Linked DNA regions of Homo sapiens: region 2 is linked to region 1. A link is a loop called in an ENCODE intact Hi-C map of the cell type or tissue named here. Cell type or tissue: natural killer cell. All regions are shown on one strand. Each heading gives the region's core, and the rest is flanking DNA. Links, peaks and the distances in the headings are about the cores only.

Region 1 (5,314 bases), core at 235-5,234:
CCAGGCAGTGGCACCATTGCATGCCCCCAAGGCAGCCTGGAGTCAGCGTTTCCCAGCCTTGTGAAGTCCTCATGCTTCCAAGGGTGGCAGGATTGGGTCCTCTTTGGTAGAAGAGCTGCTTGGCATCCTGAGACGCACTCGCCCCATCCGGCCCCACAAGCAGCTTTCTCAAGAGCTGGAGTGACTTCCACTTCGAAGCGCAAGCACTTCACCTTCTCCTTTTTGTTCTTCTCTACCCTGTTTCCTTCTTTCTTTGTGAACTCAGAAAGCTTTGAGACTCCCCTCCCGTTCCTCCTTTCTTCCCCTCCACTCTTGCCGCCCGCCCCCCACCCCCTCCGCCTCTGTTTCTCTCTCCCTCTTTCCCTTGCTTTTATCTGGGGGAACCCCTTTCACAGGTTTGCTGTATAACATTTCTCTTCCATTCACTTGGCGCTGTTCGATTTTAATGTTCCTTTGAATGACACCAGGCGAGTGCTCCTTGGGTTTCCGAAGCCTCTCTCTGAAGTGGCTGGAGCCAGCGTCTTCCCCACCGAGGGACGTCCCTTCAGTGGCCTCTGGCTCTGTCCAGATGGTCTCTCCCCATTGGGAGCCTGGAATGAATTCTCATTGTGAGCATTCATCACTCACCACCTCCTCCCCACATTCAGCTGTCAGTCCTACTGGCCGCAGTGGAAAGAAAGCCTGCTCCATTATTTCTAGTGACAGACCTGGCCATCATTCCCAAGGTCTGTGGCTCCCATGCAGGCCTCGAGCTGGGGGTGGGGCAGGGCATGGGAAAGGGTTAAATAGATAAGCCCAAGACACAGTCCTGGCCCCCCTCATCCTCTTCACACAGGAACCAGAAGGGTCTTCAGCAACATGCATGGGATCGTGTTACTTCTGGCTTCCCATGCCTGAGAATGGCATCCAGACATGGCCTTCAAGGCTCTGTCTGCCTCGGTGACCCCATCTCCAGCCACTGTTCCCAGTTCACATCGGGGAATTCTCCGGCCCTCCTAGAGAGGCAGCCCAGGTTGCTAAAGAGGCACTTCAAGCACATTTCAAAGAACGCAAGAATTCTGGAGAGGTGGAGAGCAGGAGAATAGCACAAGCAAGAGCCAGCTCCAGGGTCAGGCTGGAGATGGGAGGTCAGGCATGGTGGGGAGGACGGGAAGTGGGGCTGGGTTCAAAGCCTGGCTCAGCTTGGAGGACCTGGCAGGGGCTCGGGGTGGGGGTGGAGTGTCTCAATCCTGGTGCACACTGGAGTTATTCGAAGGGCTTTTAAAAATTATCAAAGTTGTTCCAGGTTCATTCCCCGGGTGGCCCACACGCTGTTTTTAAGTTTAGCTCTCCAACCCTTCTTCCTGGTTCTCCCCTTCCCTTGGAAGAAAGTCCCTGGTCCAGCCTGGGTGTTGGCACTGGCATTTGCCCTCCCAGGGCCACTGGGACTGGGAATCCCCAGGAGGGCTTTCGAAAGTGTCAGGAACCGCTCCTTCCACTGGGGCTTTTCTCCACTGATGGGAAGGCTGCCTTGCTCAGTCAGCCCCAGGCCCCTGGACAGAAGGAACTAGGGGAGCACTAAGCATAGGTGTCCCTAGAGAGTCAGCTGGAAGGGACCTAGTTCAGAAGAGGAAACTGAGTCTCAGTCACCAGCGAGTACCACCACTGGTGGTACTCAGAGCTTGGGTAGCAGAGCTTGGGCTTTTCAGCCTTGGACACCACCAGCTAGGATGGAGTGAGGGCTGAGCTGGAATGCTTCTGAGGAAATGATCTCTGACCCAAGCATGCCACAATTATGAGAGCATCTTCAGCACTCATAAGCATCGCAGGCTGGATCTCTTTCTCTGACCTTTGGATGTGGGGTGCCAGAATCTGTGCTTAAAGATGAGGGATGTCGGGCTTCTGCCCTCAAAGAACTCTGGATCTCGAGGGAGCAGTGGGCCTAAGCATAGAGTATTCTAATACGGTCGCTAGGCTTCCAGAGCTGTAAGAGACAGGCTTGAGCAGGGAGAGACGAATTCCCCGAGGGAGGCCTTGATGAGGAGGTGAAGAGGCAGTGAGGGTCTGGTGTCTACTCCCCTTTAACCACAGGCCTGGCCTTCCAGCCAGGGTGCTGTACCAAAGTGAGTGCTGGGGCCGCTAAGTGGTGCCCAGGTACTGATTTCCCCTCGACCCGCAGTCGGCTGGGCTGGGTGGGTCTGTGGATGGTTTGGACCAGCCTTGCCCGATTACCCCAGTGTACGGTCCAAATATGATTTTCTATGTGTGCCATGCAGATCAGGAGCACTGTAGCAGGCCCCTCTCTCTATCACCAGTGCATCACTTTCATCATGGAGCAGGTTGGGAAACAAGCCAAAGGCTGGCCCCACAGACACAAAGAATAAGTCACAACTCACCCACGTGGTGTGTTTCCTCCTAACTCTTTAGTTTGAAATTTTCAAACTTGACAGAAAAGTTAAGAACCTTCGTCCAGATTCACTCATTGTTGCCATTTTGCCACGTTTTCTTTATCTCACTCTCTTTCACGTGGTTTTGCTGAGTCATTTGAAAGTGAGTTGCAGACAGCCCACCGTTAAGTACGTCAGCAGGTATCTTTCAGGAGTGTGGACTTCCCCATTTGCAACCACGGTGCCATCATCACACCTAAGAAATTACCACTGTCCAATAATATCCAATCTACAACCCATTCATATTTCCCCAGTTGAACTCCAAAAATGTTTTCGTATGGCTGTTTTCCTGATCCAAAAATCTTCATGCATTACATTTGGGTGTTGCGTTTCTTTACCTTCTTTTAATCTAGAACAGCCTCCCTGCTCTGTGTGTGTGTGTGTGTGTGTGTGTGTGTGTGTGAGACATTGGCTTTGAAGAGTCCAGGAAGGCCAGCTGTGTTACACAATAGATTTGTGTAATCGAATATGTTCAGGTTAAGTTTGCATAGTTTCAAAACTCACCTGATAATTGCTTCATTGTGTCCAGGAAAGTCCTAAGGCAGAGAGGCTATCTCTTTGGCTGTCTGTCCCTGTGTGTGTTGTGGGGCATCCTGTCCAGCCACCCAGAAAAAGCAATGGCTTTGGTAACATGACATGTTATGTATAAAATGCTTCCTGCCAGGTGAGGTGGCTCACGCCTATAATCCCATCACTTTGGGAGGCCAGAGGGGGTGGATCACTTGAGGCCAGAAGTTCAAGACCAGCCTGGCCAACATAGTGAAACCCCATCTCTACTAAAAATACAAAAATTAGCCAGGCGTGGTGGCAGGCGCCTGTAACCCCAGCTACTCGGGAGGCTGAGGCAGGAGAATCGCTTGAACCCAGGAGGTGGAGGTTGCAGTGAGCTGAGATTGTGCCACTGCACTCCAGCCTGGATGGCAGAGCGAGACTGTCTCAAAAAAAAAAAAAAAGTGCTTCTGATGTGTACAGATGATTTCACCTGATGATTTCACTGGCAGGGCAGATGTTCTCTTCATTTCGTGGGTGGGATTCTGAGAGGTTGAGGCCATGCCCAGGTCCACTATCTTAGGCAAAAGTGGACCAGATCCCTGCCTTGTGACCCACTGTGGGGCTTTCTGCAGTGACAGCTGGGAGTCTTGCCCCACGACTGGATGAGGTGGTCTCACCTCATTTCACTCCTGGATCCAATACGTGCTTGGCTGAGTGCTCAACCGAGTATTGAATGTAATCTAATACAGTCCAATCCATCTTGATGACTGCAAGTCATGATTAGGAGCCCTCGGTGCTGAGCTCAGGTATGGAGGTGTCCAAGCTGCTTGCCCCACCCCTAATGGCCATAAACTGTCACTGGGTCATTTTCAGCCTGCACCCTAGCCAGCCACCATCATAGCCTCCAGCAGCGAGTGGCACCTCTTTCACCTCCTTGGGTTTCCTCTGCATCTGCCGTGGTCTGGGAAACTGGATAACCGTGCTTGTTAGAACTGAGTCCAAAGCCTCCAAGCAAGGGGCGCTGTCCCATAAAGAAAAAAGTGCCTGGGACACCAAAGTCCCCTCTTCGAGTCACCCACATCTGTTTCATTCTGGACTCTCAACTTTTTCATATGCTCTGCAGTTCTCTAAGTCTTTTGGGGGAAATTTGAGGTGGCCAGAGAAGAGATCTCTGGACAAGTGTAATCTTGCTATCACATATTAGGAAAGACCATAATGTACAGCAGAGGTGCCTGGTGAGGAAACAGTCAGCATGCCAGTGAGAACCAGAGCCTGGGGGCACTTTGTGCATGGTGGCCATACTGCTGGATGACCATGCCAGCTTGGGCTGTGGCTGGGTGAGGTCACCCAGGCCTCAGGCCTGTGCACTGTGGCCACTGCCTCCTCTGCACGTAGATCATACCGCCTTTGTTGAGGAAGTCGTGTCTGAGGATCTGGTCCCCAGCTCTAGGCAACAGCAGAAACCCTGGTACCCAGATCCCCCAGTCTCCAGGGAGGTGTCCTTAGTGCTCCGGATGGGGTTGTTAAAGCCACATGTGAACACTCCGCAGATTTTCCCTGCAAGGTACAAGCCCTCCAGCCTCTTCCACCCAAATGTGTCACCTTGGGCAGCAGCTCCCTGAATTCTGTTCTTTCTTGAAGGAATTTCTGTTCTCATCAGTTCATAAGCACAGTGCCCCTTCTGTTTCTTGGCTTAATGCTCCGGGAGTTCACAGTGATCCCGATTTGACTTCACAGTGACTCCTTTACCAAGCCTTTTTTGCTTGTTTGCTTGCTTTTAATTTTGTTTTTTATCAGAGTAATATATGCATCTTTTTTTACATCAAACAATACTGATGGGCTTCTAGTGCTAAAGCAGCAGGCCCCGCCCCACCTCGCTCCCCAACTCCAGCCCTCCAGCCAGTTAACCATTTGCAAACTGCTTACTTCCTCCTTCCTGTTATTTACGTCCATGTTCTGAAATAATATGTTACTCCAGTGATTTCTTGATTTATCAATTTCGGACATTATCTTTTGCCTCCATATTGTTGCAAGTGAGGACTTATCTCTCCACCACCCTATCATTCCTCCTCCTCCTCTCTTAGTTTTATCATTAGGTCGCAATTTTGGGTTAAGCCCACAGTATAAATACTATTCACTGCTAAACATGGCACTGAACTACGATTACTTCTTTAAAACAAGAGTTCATTATTGTTTCTTTTGTTCTCACTGCGTTACTTTTCTCTGTGCTTCTGATTCCTCCTAATACACCAACAGATTAGGAAAACATCTATTGGATGTTTATCTATTGGTTCACTGATCAATTCTGTTTTTTTTTTCTAGACACCTAGGTATCTTGCCAGTTAAATTCTTTTCTTTTCTCTTTGTTTGTCTGTTTGGTTGGTTTTTAGAGATAG
Region 2 (5,314 bases), core at 178-5,177, 100 kb before region 1:
AAAGTTACCTTGAAAACTTAGTCCTATCCAGTAAGCCTTATACACAGGTCTCAGTCTCTCTAAGAAAAGCAGTCCAGCTTCCGCTCCTGTCCCAAGTGGCAGCCGGGGAGTATTAGGGGCAGGACTGTGGCTGCTGAGATCCCAGGGGCAGGAGTGGGAGGGAGGCCGAGGGGTCTTTGGCTGTGGGTTTGCTCAGGCCTCTTCTGAATCCAGGGTGATCCCCTCTGGCAACTTCACAGCCCACCCTAGTGACATCAGGATCCCATTCACCCCATGGGGGCTGTACAGAAGTTCAGGAAGGCTGAAGCTCAGATCCTTGCTCTGCCTGCTCAAACTGTGCCTTAATTGATGAGACTGTGCCTCGGAGAGTTACAGGGCTTCCTCTAAGGCAGCCTCCTTCAGGGGCTCCAAGCAGAAGAGAGGCAAAGCCCCCCTCACCATGGGTATCGCTGAGTTACTGACTTCTCTAACTCTGGTCGCATTTCTGCCTGAATCCCTCTCCTCCTTTGCTGCCTTTTTTTGTTGTTGTTTTGTTGTTGAGACGGAGTCTTGCTCTGTCACCCAGGCTGGAGTACAGTGGTGCAATCTCAGCTCACTGCAACCTCTGCCTCTTGGGTTCAAGCTATTCTCATGCCTCAGCCTCCCAAGTAGCTGGGATTACAGACATGCACCACCACGCCCAGCTAATTTTTGTATTTTTAGTAGAGACGAGATTTCACCATGTTGGCCAGGCTGGTCTCGAACTCCTGACCTCAAGTGATCCGCCCACCTTGGGCTCCCAAAGTGCTGGGAGTGAGCCACCGAACCCGGCCCTTCACTGCTTTCTTCTTCCCACTTTCCCCATGGCCTCAAACAGGCAGGCTTCCACCTTGCTCTGCCACACACATCCCTCCAGCGAGGCAGCAAGCCTTGAGGCCCACAATCTAGGCTGAAAGGGCTCTCTTTTCCACTTAGGGGACAACTCTACAGGCTAAGTCCTCTGGTCTTGGTTGTTGAAGTGCTAAAGGATATCTGTGCGTAGGATCAAAAGAAAATAATTTGGAAGATCTCTTAAGACAAACACCTATTTTGCAAGGCTAATGTCTTGCTGCATAATCTATTTTGAATGTCAGAACTAGATATTAATTACTTCTCCTCTCCTCATACTTTCTATAATTTTGCATTTCACCACAACTAGCACCATCAGTTGTAAGATGCACTGTTATTTTAGGTACTCCTAAGAAAGAAAAACAAACTGCCAATTAAATTGTGAACAATGCATTCTTATTTAGAATTTTGGTTTACACTCATTCAAAAAGCTCTTTTTAGACTTATTTAGACATATATTTTTATATATCATCTTGTGCATATGTAAAAAGGAAAATCTCAGTGAAATAGTTGGAAGGTATTTCTATAACTTCTTTACAGAAGAGACTGATGTAGACATTGATTCTTCTGAACCCCTTTTCATATCAAAGTCGATAATGACCGTGTCTTTCTATACAGCATTGCTGCCTGTGCATTGAGAGAGTTGTTGATACGGGATCTCTTCATCCAGTGCTCCACCACTGCCTCTGGGATTGCCTTCCCAACTGTTGACACTCATTCTGCAAGTTTTTTTGTTTTTCATTTTTTGAGAAAGAGTCTTGCTCTGTCACCCAGGCTGGAGTGCAGTGTGTACGATCTCGGCTCACTGCAACCTCTGCCTCCCGGGTTCAAGCGATTCTCCTGACTCAGCCTCCTGAGTAGCTGGGATTACAGGTGCCCGCCACCATACCTGGCTAATTTTTTGTATTTTTAGTAGAGACAGGGTTTCACCATGTTGGCCAGACTGGTCTCGAACTCCTGACCTCAAGTGATCCACCCGCCTCAGCCTCCCAAAGTGCTGGGATTACAGGCGTGAGCCACTGCGCCTGGCCTCATTCTGCAGGTTTTTATGCTGCACCTCCTGTCCCTTTTTCTTCTTTTAATCTTATAGAAGGTGTTAATAGAAGGTTTTCAGATCAAGTTTTCATATATGCAGACAATGACAACCATATCGAAACTACTGCCTGGCCAACAGCTATTGTCAGCAAACATTGATTATAGGGACACGTATCAATTTCAAAGAAATAATGAATTCTAGTAAACCTTAATACTTTTACTTCCCACACCTCTTCTGCCTCTAGGCAGGCTGGATGCTTCAAGCCACACACAGAAGGTTCTGTACTTGGAAAGGCTCTTTGATACTTTGTAAGATATTAATCCTATTACACAAATACTGCTGGAAAGGAAATCTTTGAATATAAAACTTCGACTATAATTCTGCTATTTCTTCAGATAGAGTCCTAGAAGAGAGAATTTAGATATTTAAAAATAAGGCTGACTATTCTTTCTTTCTTTCTTTCTTTCTTTCTTTTTGAGACAGGGCCTGGCTCTGTTGCCCAGACCGGGGTGCAGTGGCGTGATCTCAGCTCACTGCAACCTTCGCCTCCCAGGCTCAAGCAATCCTCCCACCTCAGCCTCCCAAGTACCTGGACTACAGGCACACACCACCACGTCTGCCTAATGTTCGTATTTTTTTGTAGAGATGGGTTTTGCCATGTTGGCCAAGCTAGTCTCGAACTCCTGAGCTCAAGCGATTTATCTGCCTCTGCCTCCCAAACTGCTAGGATTACAGACATGAACCACTGCACCCGGCCTATTCTTTTCATGAATACAAATCACACTTTTTGGATCAGATGTGAAGTAGGCACATAGATACACACAGACACACAGACACACACAGACACACACACACACACACACACACACACACACACAGTGGCAACACTGGAAAACAGAGTGCTCTCAGTAGACCATAAATGATCAGGAACCTCTGAAAGGCAGAAGGAGAATGAAGCTAGACTACAGGAGGAAACCACAGCCTAAACCACATGCAAGAAAAGATTGCTCTACAAGTCAAGAGCATCTTAGGGGCTCTAAGCTTGGAGACGGTAGATACGGGGAAGAGGAGGAAGCTCTGGGGCACCATGAAGGTGGTTAATTCAGGCATCACAGTAGGAACAAGGGTCTGGCTCCCTGCTTTCCTCCCCTGCTTGTACCAAACAGAGGACAGCAGAGGCCTCTGCCTGCAGTCAGGAGTAGCAGGGTGACAGGGACAAGCTGAGATAAATTCAGTCTATCCCCCAGGCCCTGCGGGCCCGGTCAGTCACCCCGATGGCCAAGAAGTTAAGGAACTGCTGCTCTTTGCATGTGAGGTGTGCAATAAGAGGTTTAAGTATTGAGGCAAGCTAGCCATCCACAAGAGATCACACACAGGAAAGAGATTCTTTCAATGTAATCTCTGTGGGAAGCGCTTCAGGCAGGGCATAGGCCTGCAATTTCACCAGCAAACCCACACTGGGGAGAGGCCCTACACGTGTGACGTCTGCCAGAAGCAGTTCACCCAGAAGTCCTACTTGAAGTGCCACAAGAGAAGCCACACAGGGGAGAAGCCCTTCAAATGTAAAGACTGCAAGAAAGTTTTCACCTACAAGACGAATCTGAAGGAGGACCAGCGCATCCACTCCGGAGAGAAATCCTACAAATATGTTCCAAGCGTCCAAGAGCCTTCGGTCGGCCCGCGACCTTAAGACGCCACCAGAAAACACTTCCAGAAACCACTTCGCAGTGACTTCGTCATCAGGTCTATGTCTTCTGCACCAAGAAAGTGTGAATGAAGATTTTTCACCGATGTTATCAGATGACGTTTGACACATAATGGGCGCCTGGCACACAAAGGAGTGCCCTAGATAGGAATTCCCAGGATGTTTGTTTAAATCTTTTTCCTCCCCAGTGAATTTTGGTTTTTGTTTCATTATGTCTATTGTTATAGGTTTATTTTGGCTTGTGTTGCTGTTCTTTCAATAAACATCTTATTAGTTTTCAATATTTTGTAACAACAACAACAAAAAAGGAGTAGCAGGGTGAAAACTTGAGCTCAAAAAGTAAGGCAGTGCTCTGGAAGACCACCAACACGAGAAAAACATAAGCTACTTGCTCAACCCACCCAGCAAAGTATCCCATTCCTCTACCATAATAATTGGATTCAGGATGTAGCAAACAGTCACAGTGTCACACACTGGTCACATTAGTTAGTAATGTTTAGCAAATAATAAGAAATCTGACTAATAATGACTCAAGCAAAAAAGACATTTAATTAAATTACATCACGAGATGTCTAGAGATAGGTGGTTTCAGGTTTAGTGTCTCTAACTCAAGGAAGCTATACAGAAAACAGATTTTCTACCTCTCCACTTCATCATCCTTAGTATACAGCTTCCTTATGGTCATGTGATGGCTGCCGCACTTCAGATATAACATTGAGAGGTGAGGCCAGCTGGACTTCCTGGGTCGAGTGGGGACTTGGAGAACTTTCCTGTCTTACAAGAGGATTGTAAAATGCACCAATCAGCGCTCTGTAGCTAGCTAGAGGTTTGTAAAATGCACCAATCAGTGCTCTGTAAAAATGCACCAATTGGCGCTCTGTAGCTAGCCCAAGGTTTGTAAAATGGACCAATCAGCACTTTGTAAAATGGACCAATCATCAGGACATGGGTGGGGACAAATAAGGGAATAAAAGCTCCCCTCCACACCCCCCCCCACACCCCCCCCCCGCCCGGCCAGCCAGCAGTGGCAACCTGCTTAGGTCCCCTTCCACACTGTGGAAGCTTTGTTCTTTTGCTCTTCACAATAAATCTTGGCTGCTGCTCACTCTTCAGGTCTGTGCTGCCTTTAAGAGCTGTAACACTTACCGCAAAGGTCTGCTGCTGCATTCTTCAAGTCAGCCAGACCACAAACCCACTGGAAGGAACCAACTCCGGACACAACATCATGTCGAAGGAAGAAGGGAAAGATGTGGTGTCACTGAGTTTTCACTCATAAAAGTGTCCCTTTTATGATAAAGTAAAAGTTTTCCCAGAAATTCCTGAGTAGGCTTCCACTTACATCTCATTGGCCAGAACTTTGTCACACATCAGCCCTGCTGCAAGAGAGGCTGGAAAAAAAACGGAATTGGAATTACAACAATTGATTTAGAACAATCATGATTTGTTACCTGAGCTGGCTGAACATGCAATTGCCCAAACTGAATTAACTTTCTGCTCTTTAGGAAGCAAGAAGTGAGCAATACCTATGACTAGCCCATTGTCAAGGTCTTCTGTGAAAGCTAACAAGGATGCTCAAATACAAAAGACAGTCGCACATCCAGGAATCAAAAAATATTTGAGGAAAAACACAACCTTAAAACAGAGATACCAAACTCAGGAAACAGAGAAATCAGGGAGACTTTAGATTAATTATATACACTACAATA

The links. Hi-C counts contacts between places; a loop is a spot of excess contacts. Peaks named below come from ENCODE experiments on the same cell type or tissue, not always from the same donor. Only the 100,000 strongest peaks of a DNase experiment are listed, where the experiment ranks them.
Region 2: a loop joins it to region 1, with 8 times the contacts of the local background. A loop is called at or near these places in 1 of 110 quality-filtered maps.

The regions. Positions count from the first base shown.
Region 1 is chr15:90,035,913-90,041,226 of GRCh38, forward strand. The region is part of intron 1 of ZNF710 (zinc finger protein 710); the gene reads left to right. Among named protein-coding and RNA genes, the nearest start is that of MIR3174, 32 kb to the left of the region's middle. RefSeq lists enhancers at 2,141-2,660, 4,705-4,999. In natural killer cell, for the core only: no CTCF peak of the experiment used is centred there; a DNase peak (open chromatin) is centred at 2,559; H3K27ac peaks cover 819 bases.
Region 2 is chr15:89,933,376-89,938,689 of GRCh38, forward strand. It overlaps the pseudogene LOC100421368. Among named protein-coding and RNA genes, the nearest start is that of ARPIN-AP3S2, 23 kb to the left of the region's middle. In natural killer cell, for the core only: no CTCF peak of the experiment used is centred there; DNase peaks (open chromatin) are centred at 2,886, 3,366 and 3,646; H3K27ac peaks cover 1,960 bases.